2 separate regions of the Homo sapiens genome follow, and region 1 is linked to region 2. A link is a loop called in an ENCODE intact Hi-C map of the cell type or tissue named here. Cell type or tissue: Calu3. All regions are shown on one strand.

Region 1 (8,000 bases), 160 kb before region 2:
CTTGTGAATTATATTTTTATTGAGATAAAATTTAATTTTATCAATATAAAATAGAAAAAATATTTTAAAACTTGACTCGAAGAAGTCTTTACTTTGATAAAAGATATATTTGGCTCAAATAATTGAAATGTATCATTTAAAAAACTTTGGCTTCTTTAAAAGACCTGTCTCTATGAGAATTAGGTAGAGAGAAGGAAACCGGGAATGTTCAATGTTACCAACTTTTTTTTTTTTTTTTCTGAGACGGGGTTTTGCTCTTATGGCCCAGGCTGGAGTGCAATGGCGCGATCTTGGCTCACTGCTGCCTCTGCCTCCTGGGTTCAAGCGATTCTTCTGCCTCAGCCTCCTGAGTAGTTAGTGTGCCACCACACCCGGCTAATTTTTTATTTATTTATTTATTTTTTATTTTTAGTAGAGATGGGGTTAAGCCATGTTGGCCAGGCTGGTCTTGAACTCCTGACCTCAGGTGATCAGCCTGCCTCAGCCTCCCAAAGTGCTGAGATTACAGGCGTGAGCCACTGCACCTGGCCATTACCTATTTTTAAACTTCTAGGTAAAAGCTGAGCAAATTAATTCAATGCTGTATGTATGGAAGACTTGTTTCCCAAGTAAGTGGTAGAACAACATTCTACAATAAAGTTTCAATATCAAGCAGAAACTGAATCACTTTGAACACCCAGATCTTTTCCTATCCCTAAATCCATAATTTTAAATTTGTTTTAGTTATAAACTCAGGGGTGCCTAAGGGAGAGAATTCAGTCATAGGTCCCTAGTTTCTGTTTCTGGTTGGGCCAGTAAAGCCCCTTCCTCATCTCTCTTTTCTGCTTATCACTAGAGAAAGAAACTAAAAATCATGGTTTCAGGCTGCTAAAAGCCTAAAACAAAACAAAATAGAACAACAACAAAATAAGGCAGGTTGGACAAGCTTGTCTAAAGCACATCTCAATAAAAACAAATTCTTGTTTTGGAAGGAAAACGCAAATTTTTTGAATACTTAAACAGCATTTGATATTTTTTAATAAATAGGAAACAGTCAAAAATTAAAGAAAAACAAGAGGTATTTACATTTTGATCCCAAAATATATGATACAAATAAAATTCACATGTATTGTGATAAAGGTTGTACAGAGGAGAATTTTATTAAAATAGAGTGTTGTTGTGGTCACGTTCCAGAGAGGGAAGGCCTGATTATGGTCCTAACACCTGGGAGTTTCTCAGTACATTTTAATTGGATGGATGGATGGATGAATGGACAGACAGACAGACGGATGGATGGGCCAATTTGCAGAAACATAACTGGTCTCTCACTAGCCAAAACCATGAAAGGACACTGGGAGTAGCCAATGCATTCTCATCACATGTCCTTGGTTACCATATAATCTCTATGACAATAGCGATTTTGTCTTTTTTTATTCACAGATGTATCCCCAGTACCATCGTAGTGCCTGGAATGTATTAAGTTCTCAATATATATTGGTTGGGTAAATGAACATATAGAAGATACTTTGGGATCTTTTGAATGTAAATCAAGTATATTTAATAGGGGATATGAAAGGAGACTAACTTTGACTATAAGTGAGGGCGTGGAAGAAGGAAGAATGAGGGATAACTGGCCTTGGGAAAAGTGGAGAGAAACTGACACTTTGATCACATGTAGGATATCAAGTCACTTAATTCTTACCATGATTTAGTAAGGAAATTAATATTTTCATTGTGCAGGAAAAAAAGTGAATCAATTTAAGTAATTATGCAAAGTCACAAGGCTAGTAAGTGGCAGAACCAGTTTGTTGACTCCAGTGTGTGTCCCTTCTCCCTAGTGACACTCCAGCTTAGCTACCTTTGGACTTCTCTGCTCTTCTACTAAGAATTCTCTTATTATAAGAATTATCTTATAATAAAAATTTTTTAACTATACACTTTTGTATTAGTCCATTCTCAAGCTGCTAAGAAGAAATACCTGAGACTGGGTAATTTATAAAGAAAAGAGGAGATTAATTGATTTGCATTTCCGCATGGTTGGGGAGGCCTCAGGAAATTTACACTCATAGCAGAAGGCACCTCTTCACAGGGCAGCAGGAGACAGAAGGAGTACTGAGCAAAGGGGGAAGCCCCTTATATAACCATCAAATCTCCTGAGAACTCACTCACTGTCACAAGAACGGCATAGGGGAAACCACCTCCATGATTCAATTATCTCCACCTGGTCCCACCCTTGACATGTGGAGATTATTACAATTCAAGGTGAGATTTGGGTGGGGACACAGAGCCAAACCATATCAGCCCTCCTTTTTTTTTTTTTAACATCTTAAAACTTTCATCTTCTCTTTTAATAGCTACAAAGAATATAATTTCTGGAGTATTATAAATGATGACCTTTAAAATAAAACTACTACAGCATTATTTTAGATGCATCCAATAAATCATAATGTCACAGCAGTCTGATTTTTACCAGCATCAGCTTAAAATAAATGCACACAAGCTCTTTAACAGGAATTTTACATTGCTATTTTTTAAATTCATATTTCCATTCCATTCCCCCACATATATCCTAATGCAATGTATTTCCATACTTGAAAATATATTGATCACATTATTATATTTCTCTGCAACAAAATACTTATGATTATGTCTCTAATTCTTAAAATTTTTTCCAAAATTGGCTTTCATTATAATTATTAGTAGTATATAATTCATCAAAAACATAAATTTTAATCTTGATAAACAATTATTGAATATCAAAAGTAAAATTTTGTGGGAAATATAGTTGTTAGTGAATGAATTGGGCCTTTTTATTTCGTATCAGCTTATGTAGCTCAAGATCAACGATCCTTTCTACTGAAATGAGACAGGTTCAGCAACAATCCTATTCCATTTTAGTTTCCAAAACTGTAGGTACTAATAAAATTTATTCAACATAAACAAGAAGTTGTGAATGAAAAAAATGTGCTACACAAATATCACTCAATTCTTTTAACTTCTCTTGAGTAGTAAACTGCCATGGTCTGAATGTTTGTGTCCTGCACCTCCAATTCGTAGGTTGCAACTTAACCCCCAATGTGTTGGTATTAAGAGGTGAGGCATCTGGGACGCAATTAGGTCATGAGGATTGAGCCCTCCAGAATGAGGTGAGTGCCCTTACAGAAGAGACCTGAAAGAGCTTGTTTGCCCCTTCCTTCCACCATGTGAGGATGCAGCAAGAAGGCACCATCTGTAAAGCAGAAAGCAGCCTGCACCAGACACTGAATCTGCTGGTGCCTTGGCATTGCACTTCCCAGCCTCCAGCACTGTGAGCAATAAACCTCTGTTGTTCATAAATCACCCAGTCTTAGGTATTTTGTTGTAGCAGCCTGAATGAACTAACATATATACCAAGAGTGAGATACTAATTTATCATCTAGAATTAATTTGAATGATTTCCAGGCTGACAAGTCCTCCCTCCATTATGATGAAAACAAAAAGTTGGAAACTCCCTGACCCAGGAGTTGTGGAGCTGGCAGGTTCCTGTTCTTGACACCAGCCAATGCACTGGCCCTCATTCAGCCCCCAGACAGTTCTTACACCCTGGGACAAAGCAGGGTGGTAATATTTGGGAAAAATTGGTGGTTGAGGGGTTGCCTTTCTTTTGAAAAGCAGGGCAATTGTGAAAGAGGAAGTGAAAACTTGGAAGAAACACCCATTTTTGGATAGAGCAATTCTACAAAAGGATATACATGACAATTGAGAATCTGGAAATGGAATCCTTTAGTGAATTTTCCAAGTTGCTTGCATAACTCCTGAGAATCTTTTTGTCTCCCAAGGGTCCATGTGCTTCAGTTTGAAGATCTCTGTCTTGAATGAGCTGCTAAAGGTTAAAAACTGCCCTTTTCACTGTTTCACCAGAAGCAGGCCTTAAAACAAGCCACAAAAGAGTTGCAGAGACTTTTATGACTGTTCTCCTGCCTAAGATGCAACTGCTAGATCACAGCTGAGCAGAGCCTCCATCTTGCTGTTGGCCTGACACTGTAAACAGCAGTGTGCCTGGCGCTTTGCAGTTCGCAAAGTGCAGCCACATGTTGTCTGCAACAATCTAAGAGGGTTTTCTTTGTTGCAACCACCTGTGTTAAGAGCACAAAATATTTTGTTTCAACAAAGCTTTTGACTGCACCAAACAAAAATACCCCATCACTCAGAAGAGCATTCCACTCATCTACCTTCCCACGAATGAATAGGTGTCATCATGTGGGAATAGACGAAGCAGTGTGTTTCTGTTCGAGTCTATCACTATCACCAAAAAAAATTACTTGTATTTAGTCTGTTCTCACACTGCTAATAAATACACACCTGAGACTGGGTAATTTGTAAAGGAAAGGGGTTAATTGACTCACAGTTCCACATGGCTAGGGAGGCCTCACAATCATGATGGAAGGTGAATGAGGAGCAAAGTTATATCTTACATGGTGGCAGGCAAGAGAGAATGAGAGCCAAGCGAAAAGGAAAATCCCTTATAAAATCACCAGATCTCATGAGACTTATTCACCACCACAAGAACAGTATGGGGCAAATCACCCCCATTGATTCAATTATCTCCCACTGGGTCCCTCTCAGGAGACTTGGGAATTATGGGAGCTACAATTTAAAATGAGGTTTGGGTGGAGACACAGCCAAACCATATCATAACAGCAACAAGCCAAAGTGTTATAGCACTAACATTGCAGACAACAGTTTTAGAAGATTCCCTCTACAGGAAACTTCTGCAGAGGTGCTGTGCCTTTTAAAGGGCATTATTTTGCTAACTGTTATTCTCAAGAAGGGAGCATTCTCTACAGTTGTGTCAGAGCCCCACCTTCAGCTCAGCTATGTGGAAGCATGACCAGGTTTTCTATCACCTGATTTTGTCTCCCCAGCCACACGGAAAGGCTCGAGATAAGCCACTGACCCAAAGCAGCCCAACCCAGAACTTGGCTGAGTGACAGAGAACTGACTCTGGGATGAGGATAGTACAGACAGAATGTGGATCACTCCTCTAGGAGAGTTGAAATTAGGAAACCGAGACAGGAGAGAAAGAGAGAGATGAAGAAAGAAAAATGCATCAGGAGATACCCTGACCGTAGAATTGGACATTAGATGGCTGAGGCAGGCCAAAGTGAAGGGCAAAACTGAATATAGAGAAAATGGACACACTGAGTAAGCATGAAAACCTGTTTCAAAAGAGGAAAATGCAAAAAGAGAAGGACAGATGGTTTCATGAAAGGATAAATGATCAGCTTACTCCTGAGAGCTGCCCCATTCCTGACATAAAGTCTTACGTCAATTTACTTGAGCAAACTGACCTCTGCAGCCCAGTTGGACAGAAGGCATGGCCCCACCCTTCACAGCTGGGTCCAAAGCTCCACCACCACAAGAAGCAGCTCACTTCCTCCTCCTCCTCTCTTCCAAGAGGGAAATGGAACATAAGCACCCTGGGCCTTTGAAGTCCACCTTGCTCACCAACCCAAGTAAGATCCACAACCTCTTTCCCAGCGGCAGTAATTTCCAGCATGTACATTCAGCAAATACCATTTTGTTATCCTCCTCTAATTCCGTGAGGCTTTTTTCTCCCCCCTTCACTCCTTTATGAAAATTCCTGGACTCCAATTCCCCTGGGACTTCTTATGAGTCTCTGCCCAATGCTTTCCAAATGACAGGTTTGGGAACAAGATCTGAGATCTTCCAAATCATTATCTCTACCACAGGGAATTTATTTTCTCAGCAACCCAATCTTGAAAACAAATACACCCTGCTGGGGTTCTCATCGAATGGGGGAGGAGAAATGTCTAAGATTGGGGGACCAGATAAACAGAACACTGAGTATTGGATGCTTCCAGTCACAGAAAGGTAACAGAAGCCTAAAAATGTTTTCTCCTCTTCCAAAGTAACATTAAATCTTTGATTTCTGTTTAATGATAATTTTTTATTGGTTCAGTAAAATAATTTACTACTAACTCACTGACTGCACATATTTTCCTTTTTGGCCTTTCGACACTGAGCCATCTGAATACTCTCTTTCCAAAATAATTTTTGTGATTGCTTGAACACCTGTTTCTATATACATTTCTCTTTCTAAAACAGAATTCTCGAATATTCAGCTTTTGTAGAGAAATAAGCAGAGGATCTCAGAGGTCATGAAAGTGTTCCCAGAAAAAGAATGACATGTCTTATTCACATCCATCTACCTGGACACCTCCTTTGGAGGGCTACATTTTTTTCTGTTCAGAGTCAACCTAACCATTTCCCAACATACAAGCTGGTTACTTGGTTTTGCTCTTTCTAAAATCCCACCTTTTGGGGTTGACCCTACCTTCAGACTTTCAAAGAATTTAGGTTGGTTTGAGCTCTTTAGCAAAACAGTCACTCTCATCCCACATCCCAAGGTTTTCAAAGTGGGTCATGAGTCTATGTGGTCCATGGACCACCGGAATGTGGATGGAGCTTCATGTTTTCTGAGAAGCAGCAAGGAAAACTGGACAATTACTCAACTAAATTCTTGAGAATGACTCGGAGTTCCAACTTGATCAGAATGTGCTGGACTATGGCCAAGCCCACCCCCACCTTTCCTTCCCTCCAGATTCAGCTGAACTGTTTGAGACTGCTGCAGAGTCCTCAGTTGACACTGGAGTTGAGTTTGTTAGTGCAATTGGACCAGATCTCAGTTCACCCACCATCTGGCAATATAGGCTTTTATTATCATTTTCCCCTTGAGGTCTCCTCCCAATATCAACAGAAAATTTGACAGCAACCATAATAATGTCACTTCTCGGAACCACAAGAAGGTAATACATGTTCCAAAATTATACAACTGACTTTCCAAATCAGAGGAGCCCTTTGCCTCCAAGTTAAGAATGACATCTTGATTCAGAGTATTGTCAAGTCTCTTGCCAAAACCACTAATCCCCCACATTTGTTTTGCTTTATGATTTTCCCCATAAGTAGGGCTGGAGACTCTATCTGAATTCTCTGGACCTTTCAGACCTCCTGGAATTGCCTTGGGCGTGAACTCCAGCGGTAATACTCAACAATTCCACTAGGCAGGGTCCACTCCCAAATACAATGTGAGGCTAGCATTTGCCTTCGATGACTTCTCACCTCTGCTGCCACTGCCCCTACATGGAAACCATCTGCCTCCCTCCATTGCTATCTCTGTGCTCATGGTTACTGAATAAAAGTAGAGCTTTGAAGTTAAGAAGATTTGTGTTCAGATCTTGATGACTCCCATCATATAAGTAATTAATTAATTATGCAACTAAAAATTACACTTCGCCATGTAATCCTTAGCAAGTTTGTAGCCCCTGTGAACACTTCATTTCTCAGTGTGTAAATTAATACCTAACAGACTTAAATGAGTAGGACTTGGTGCCTACCGCAATGCCTGGCATGTAGGAGCAGCTCAATAAATGTTTCTTTCCTTCCTTTCTAATCTGCCATGGAGGAAAAAAAAAAGAGCTCACAATACATTGGGAAAAAGCAATAAACATAAAAACCCGGCCGGGTGTGGTGGCTCACACCTGCAATCCCAGCACTTTGGGGTGCCAGGGTGGATGGATCACTTGAGCCCAGGAGTTTGAGACCAGCCTGGGCAACATGATGAAACCACATCTCTACAAAAAAACAAAAAATTTAGCCAGCTGGGTTGCACGTGCCTGTATTCTCAGCTACGTGGGAGGCTGAGGTGGAAGAATCACTTGAGCCTAGGAGGCAGAGGTTGCGTGAGTGGAGATCAGGCCACTGCAGCCAACCTAGGTGACACAGTGAAACCCCGTCTAAAAAAAAAAAAAAAGTGAAAACCAGGGCACACCAGGCAGACCCCAGGAAGCAGATAAGACTTGATTTAGGAAGGAAGGAAGATCTCGGGAAATGGAAAAAAAAAATAGGAATAAGCTATGACAGTACCTTATAAAGTATCTTTTAAACATCAGGAGAGAAAAATTACAAGGGATAAATTTTTCAGTTAGTTAGAAGGAGATATACAGAAGGACAATTCTAGG
Region 2 (8,000 bases):
CCTATTCCATCAACTGTGAAAGCTGGGGAATTAGAAAAAATAATAAGTCGCTGTCAGGTGTGCATGAAGAAAAGACACTGAAGCTAAAAAAGACAGCAGAACTGCTATTTTTCATCCTAAAGAACAAAGTAATGACAGAACATGCTGTTATTTAGGTATTTTTCTTTAACCAAACAATATTGCTCCATGATGACTTAGTACAAAGTTTCAATTTGTTTCCCCACAAAACAAAGCAATTCTTTCAAGTCAGTTCTGTGATCTGGGTCTCTAATCTGTGCTGTTTCAAAGTTCTCTGTGGCAAAGCAGCAACTATTCACAAAATATCACCAAAAACCTATTCCACTTACATCCAAGGCACTGTCACTACGGTGATTGTATGAAGTTTGAATGCTGCAAGTTATGAAATATTTGGCCCGCTGGATTCCCACATTTGTCTTCTTTCTGTCTTTAAGACTCAGGGAGGCTAAATCAGTGTTTGATTGCCCCGCCAACCCTTCCTGAAACTTCAGACCCTGGGTAGGGGAAGAGAAGGGGGCATGTGGTATCCTGGAGCATTGTGTATAGAACTGGATTTTCAGACCTGCTGAGGACCGTAAGGCCTGATGGAACACAGAACTGAACTGAGGTTCATGGATTTTCCAGGACTGTTTCAAACATGCCCATTACTAACGGCAAAAGGGGGATTCCCTGATGGAACCATAATACCCTTGGAAATACTGTATGGTTTTGTTTTGTTTTGTTGGTTTTTAAAGATTTTTGTTTGTTTATTGAATTCATTTCACTGTAGCTCTAAAATCTGCTTGTATTCCAAGCATATAAAATTTTCCCCCTTAGTGAATTAGTTTTAAAATGATATTGTTATATACATACTATGAAATATGTATAACTTTAACTTCTGTTTTACCAGCATACCCACACAAATAACAAGAATACTACTTATGAAATGTGCACTTTATCCTCATTCCATAAATGTCGGTGCATACCTTATGTAAGGGAGCAGTTCAATAATCCATGAAAGAACTTAAGGCATTTGTTGGTTTATCAGACTCGGAATCTATTTTCTCATTGCTCTGAATATGTCATCACTCTAGGTTTTACAGATTTATTCCTTTGTTACTTCTCTAATTCTTCCTTTGTAAAAAAAAAAAAAAGCAACACTTTTTATGTTATATGTTGTTCTTACAAACCATACTGAAAGAGTCCATTGTTTAAAAATCTTAATGTATCAAACTGTATAACTTGGCCGCTGTATGTCTTAAAACCTGCTTTTCAATGTGTTGATACATTCCCAAGGTTACTTAATTCAACTTAACTATCATCTTATTCAGCACCAAGCATGTCCCAGGCACTGTACTAACCTACAGAGATGCTAAGAGAAAAAAAAGACTTGTTTCTGATCTAATATCCCAGAAAAAGTAACTCATTGCTCTGTTAATAATCTCACATATACAAGTAGCTTCCCTCCCCTCTAGTTTTTTCTTCCTTTTCACTGCTGTTATATTTCATCATGATAATTCAGCAGGCCCAAGTAAAGGTTAAAAATAAGGTCTATGCCTAGGGAAACTCAGGGCTTCTAGTTTCTCTTAGAAAAGCTAAGAGAAGATAAGGTCTGAATAATAGCAGAAAAACCAACATCTACAAAACATTAAACTAGTGTTATACTTGATGATAACACTATTTGATGAGTCTTAGAGTCCAGACACAAAGAGACAAAGCTTTGAAGATGCTTTTTGATCTACCTAGGTGGAGTTGGTGGTGCTGATATTTAAATTCAGGCTACTGCTTCAATCTCAATTGCTTTGTAAGTGAAAAACATGACCCAGAGGACAGCACAGACTATGGCCATGGCTCACATGGTTTACATCCTTCACTGCTCACGTGTTTGCTGTCAAGCCATTTTTACATCTAAACTAAGATGTGCAGCATTTCACTTATTTAGATTCACTTAACAAACAAATTTTTCTGCTTTAAAAATGTCTTATTGTCCCAAGTGTACTATAGCGGCATATAGAGCTAGCTAATCTCTACAAACCCTCTGTAGGCCAGTAGTTCTCAAAGTGTGGTCTCTGGAAGAGCAGTATCAGCATCATCTGGGAACTTGTCACAGATGCAGATTCTAGGGACCACTCCAGACCTACACAATCAGAAACTCTTGGGGGAGGGCCCGAAATATCTATGTTTTACCAAGCCCACCACATGATTCTGATGTACTCTAAATACTGAGAAAACCTGTTCTAGACAAATACCCAAGCAACAACTCCGCAGGCAGTTACCAAGTACGGCTGGCTACAACTGCTCCATCCGTGCCTCTTTTTAAAGTTCAAACTCACAGGTGACTCTAAGGTTATCTACTTTTACTCATAAGTAAAAGCCCTAGACTGGTGCTAATGTCAAACCACTGGCCTCCACTCAGGCCTCCATCTTCTCATGCCCTCTTACCAGTATTTAACTTCTGAGGAAGACAAGTGATGCTAAAACCTGAAATTCCAATGAAGCCATATGAACAGCTGTTCAGTTGCACTTCTAAGACTTTACTTAGCAGTAAATTATAGCTCATGTGCATTATTTTCCAGATAACTTAGCTTATGAGTAGCTTATACAATTATGAAGATTTAATATTACAGATAAAATGTAAACTGTTTCTTTAAAATTGGGGCTTCAACTTTGGAATTTCACAGCGTGCTAAAATAACAGATTTCTCAGAAGTCTTTCAGCAAGATAAACATTATTAAGTAACTTATTTATGAAAGTATTAAAATGCTTACATTTGAACTTGATGGCTAACTTACAAAGATTCTCTATGTATCAAATGTAACTTACTGCGACTAAACTTAATTTAATATTTACTCTATAACCAAATGAAATATATTTAAAATATATTGAATATTTTATATTGTTATATCCTGACAAGATTATAATATTTTAATGTACTAATATTTCTGTAATTATATCTAAAATATTATTTTATTATATTGCCTAAGAATAAACATTTGTTAAATTGGAGCTGGTCCTTTTTTTTCAAAATGGAAATAAATTTTTTTTGGATTGTAAGAATAACAGATGTTCACTGTAAAAAGAATAGACAATACAGAAGTTATGAAGAAGAATATAAAAATGGCCATGATCTAATCCTCACTCCCATCCAAGATAAGTGATAAATCTATTTTTAAACAAAAATGAGATAAAAGTATGCTATTTTGTCACCAGGATTTTTTTTTTTTTTTGAGACAGAGTCTCACTTTGTCGCCCAGGCTGGAGTGCAGTGGCATGATCTTGGCTCACTGCAACCTCTGCTTCCCGGGTTCACGCCATTCTCCTGCCTCAGCCTCCCAAGTAGCTGGGACTACAGGCGCCCACCACCATGCCTCGCTAACTTTTTGTATTTTCAGTAGAGACGGGGTTTCACTGTGTTAGCCAGGATGGTCTCAATCTCCTGACCTTGTGATCCACCCGCCTCGGCCTCCCAAAGTGCTGGGATTACAGGCGTGAGCCACCACACCCGGCCTTTTTTGTCACCAGGTTTTTAAAAACTTAATACATAGTGGGCACATTTTCACACCAACAGACAAGAATTAATCATCATTTGCACCACAGTTCATTGCATGGGTTTATAACCTAAGATAATAAATCCCCAATTGACAGACATTTAATTTAGTTATATTATAGACATATTGTACCTATGTCACCACAAGTTTGTCCAATTATTTCTTCAAGATAAATCTCTAGAAGGAACACTATAGAGTCAAAGGTCTCACATAATCTTTTTATATACAAAAATGCTCTCCAGAAAGGTTGCTAGAATTTTCAGCTGCGTCAACCATGTAATGAAAACACTCATTTCCCTATTAATTTACCAATACAGACTATTGCTGTTATTTTACATCTTTGCCTATCTCATTGCAGTGAGGCAGAATATTTGTCACTTTTAATTAGTGTTTTTTTTTTAATCAAAGAAGTATTTTGATGACTGCCTGTTTTCCTGTGAAGGGCCTAATCATATCTTTGCTTATTTTTCTATTGAGGTATTAAAGGAGTCTTTACAAATCAGTAAAAAAAGCATATAGATTACAGAAATTATGGGTCATATATTTTGATACATGTTTCCCATTTATAATACAAATACTCCTTATTCAAGGAAAACAATTCATAAAATTTCAGATGTGGAGAGTTGGTAAAGAAAAAGGTTTTTAAGATGCAAAATATAGGCTGGGCATGGTGGCTTGTGGCTGTAATCCCAGCACTTTGGGAGGCCTAGGTGAATGGGTCACTTGAGGTCATGAGTTCAAGACCAGCCTGGCCAATATGGTGAAACCCCATCTCTACTAAAAATACAAAAATTAGCTGGGCATGGTGGCAGACACTGTAATCCCAGCTACTTGGGAGGCTGAGGCAGAGGAATCGCTTGAACCCGGGAGGCAAAGGCTGCAGTGAGCCAAGGTCGCGCCACTGCACTCCAGCCTGGGCAACAGAGACTCTGTCTTAAAATACATATACATGCAAAATATGAAATATCATAGAGAAGGAACTTTCAGGCTGCATTAAATGGCAATAATGATATAATCAAGGGAAGAAATGGAATGAATAGTGATCCGAGGTAATAATTCTAAGAAGACCAAGAAAATTGTTGCTCGCATAAATACTTCAGAAACACTGTCACCTATTGTCATAGGTGGGCCAAAAAAAATCTAATTTGAAAAGACTTTGAGTAAAAAAGTACTAATCCCTTTCAATGAACTTACTTTTACTTCGAGTAAGTCAAAGAATGAATGCTGTGTTTGAGCACATTCTCTATTTATAAGCTCGTTTGGAAAGAAAAATTTTGATTAAGCCCTAATGGATTCTTAGTAATCTATTGGCAGGAGACTGACAAAAAAGTGATTGCCTCCTTCAGTTTGTGCCATTGGCATCTAACTCATCTCACCCTAATCCCAGCTCTACCTATTAGAAATTAACAGATAAGCAAACACAGAGGAAAATGTAATTGGTTTTTAACAACCAGGCTAAACTTAAATATTTAGATAAATATGATCCTTCCTAGGATTTTGCAGACTCCATGCTTTTTCTAAAAATACTGACTGCTCAAAACCTTTTTAGAATGATTGCTTTGGAATTATAATATCTTCAATTCCAATTTTTGAGCCAAACAAGGAGCTAGGTCTCATTATTTTATATCCAAGACCTACAACATGCTTGGCTTGTTGTAGACCTACAATATGTTTGGCTCCACAGCATATACTTAGATGAGTGAGACACAGACCTTGGTCTCAAGCATAGAGTTTACAATCTGGTAGGGGAAAATAAGACAAATACATGGATAACTTTAATACTAGACAGAACATGATTAAGTGCTCTAAGGGACAACAAATACTGGTTCAAAAGTTGGAGGCCTCAGGAAAGAATTCATAAAAAGAGGGGATATTTTCAGTGGTCCTTTAAGGGCAGTTAGGATTTCAAGAAGCAGAAGATGGTCAGAAGCAGGGTGGCATTCCACGTGGCAGAAATAGCATGGATGAAGCTAAGTAGTTAGGAAAAGATGAGGCAATCTCAGGGAACAATTAATGGCCAAGAATATATGATATATATTTATATACATACAGAGTGGTAAATAAAGAAGCATGGCAGGAGGTTAAGACCATGTTGGGCAGGGTTTAGAATACCAGGTTGAACTTGTACTTCATTGATTGCTACTAGAGATTCAGTGAAGATTGTGAGCAAAAGAGTGGAATTACCATATAACCAATAACCTGGAAGATCCAATATTTAATATATGGTACTTGCTAGGCTATTTCATAGTTTCAAAATTTTAAAAAAATTACTGGATTGCAGTTATGAACTTTTGAATTGGAAGATAACTATAAATCATCAATTTTCTTTGAAACTGGGGCTTCATATTTGAGATGCCACAATTTATAAACATCGGTTCTACGTAGACCCAATGTCTAGGAATTGGAGAAATAAAAATACTAGGGATGAGGAGGCCAGTTAAAAGGATAACAGCCCAGATGATGGGTGATCATCTAGGAGTAGGAAAAGAATGGATAAAGCAGAAAGCTGGCATTGAAGAGGGACAATCTAAAGGATGAAGGATACTAGGGAAAATAAACCATTTTACCAAGAAGACATATGTTCATCACAGCACTATTCACAATAGCAAAGAAAGGGAATCAACCAAAGTGCCCATCAATGGTGGATTAAAGAAACTGTGGTACATACACACCATGGAATACTACACAGCCATAAAAAAGGAAGAAATGATGTCCTTTGCAGCAACATTGATGCAGGTGGACCATTATCCTAAGTGAATTAACACAAATGCAGAAAACCAAACACCACATGTTCTCACTTAGAAGTGGGAGCTAAGCATTGGGTACACATGGACATAAAGATGGCAACAACAGACACTAGGAACTACTAGACGTGGGCGAGAGGGATGGGGGCAAGTGCTGAGAAACTACCTAGTGGGTCCTATGCTCACTATCTGAGTGACAAGAACATTCATACCCTAAACCTCAGCATCACACAATATACCCATGTAACAAACCTGCACATTTACCCCTTGAATCTAAAATAAAAGTTGAATTAAAAAAAAAAAAAAGAAAGGATGGTGTGGCCGGGTGTGGTGGCTCACGCCTGTGATCCCAGCACTTTGGGAGGCCAATGCGGGTGGATCACCTGAGGTCAGGAGTCCAAGACCAGGCTGGCCAACATGGCGAAACCCCATCTCTATTAAAAATACACACACACACACACATACACACACACACACACAAAATTAGCTGGGTGTGGTGGTGGGTGCCTGTAATCCCAGCTACTCAGGAGGCTGAGGCAGGAGAATTGCTTGAACCCACGAGGCAGAGGCGATCACTCTGTTGCACTCCAGCCTGGGTGACAAAAGTGAAACTCTGTCTCGAAAAAAAAAAGGTATGTGTGGAAAGAAAGATAGATAGATCTATGAGAAGGGATACTAGCTTATGCAATTGAGGAGGCTGAAACTTCCCACAATATGTTATCCACAAGCTGGAGAACCAGGAAAACTGGTAGCATGGCTGAGTTCAAATTTGAAGGCCTGAGAAGGTGGGCACCACTTGTGCAAGTCCTAGAGTTCAAAGACTGGAGAATCTGGATATCTCATGTTCAAGGGCAAGAGAAGTGTCCCAGCTCCAGAAGAGAAAGAGCAAATTTGTCTTGCCTCTGCCTTTTCGTTCTACACGGGCCCTCAGCTGATTGGATGGTGCCTGCCCACATTGGTAAGGGCAGATCTTCCTTACTCAACCCCCTGATTAAAATGTCAGTCTCTTCCAGCAACACCCTCACAGGCATACCCAGAAATAAAGCTTTACCAACTATCCGGGTACCCTTTAATACAGTCAAGTTGACACCTAAATTTGACCATCACATGGGACTTGGGTGACAGTGAAAGATAACTTTGGTACTTTGAACCCTGATGACTGGGGAGATAACTTGGCCATTAACTGAAAAAAAGGAATTCAGAAGATGGTATCTGGAGCGAGAAGAGTGGAAAAAATCTGAGTTGGAAACCCTGCTGGGATCAAAGCTCCAATGGGACACTTAAGTAGAACTGGCTAGAACCAGTGCAACAGGGTAAGACTAGATGGATGAGATAACTTAGATTTATATATCACCCTTTCCAACAAAAGATTTGAGGCAACCATGGTTGCAAAAATAGTCAATGATGGATTAAATCATAAGACAGGAATCTCCACATTAATGTTGCAAAAAGAAATATATATTACAATGAATATACTAAATATAAATATATATTACACAAAATGAGGGAGTAGAGTTCCCACATAAGGAAGAGAAAATGCCTTTGCTCTGAGAATCGTCTACTAGACAGTGTTAGGTACTTTGAGACACACTGTCTCATTTAATTTAACAAAAAACAAATGATGCAGGAAGATAAAGGACAATGAGGTTTATGGAAGAAGACATCGTGTTTGGTAATTGGATCACAATCTTTATTTGAAAGTTATTTCAAA

The links. A loop is a pair of places that touch in the nucleus more often than their neighbours do. Peaks named below come from ENCODE experiments on the same cell type or tissue, not always from the same donor. Only the 100,000 strongest peaks of a DNase experiment are listed, where the experiment ranks them.
Region 1: it touches region 2 in a loop (2.0-fold over the local background); 5 of 110 quality-filtered maps call a loop at or near these places.

Annotation. Positions count from the first base shown.
Region 1 is chr2:227,148,619-227,156,618 of GRCh38, forward strand. All of the region lies in intron 1 of COL4A4 (collagen type IV alpha 4 chain), which reads right to left. Among named protein-coding and RNA genes, the nearest start is that of COL4A4, 12 kb to the right of the region's middle. In Calu3, no CTCF peak of the experiment used is centred here; DNase peaks (open chromatin) are centred at 1,803, 4,863 and 5,353.
Region 2 is chr2:227,311,790-227,319,789 of GRCh38, forward strand. It overlaps COL4A3 (collagen type IV alpha 3 chain), which reads left to right. Exons shown (of 52, transcript NM_000091.5): 52 at 1-3,003. The coding sequence ends at 81. All of the region lies in intron 1 of MFF-DT (MFF divergent transcript), which reads right to left. Among named protein-coding and RNA genes, the nearest start is that of MFF-DT, 9.4 kb to the right of the region's middle. In Calu3, no CTCF peak of the experiment used is centred here; no DNase peak of the experiment used is centred here.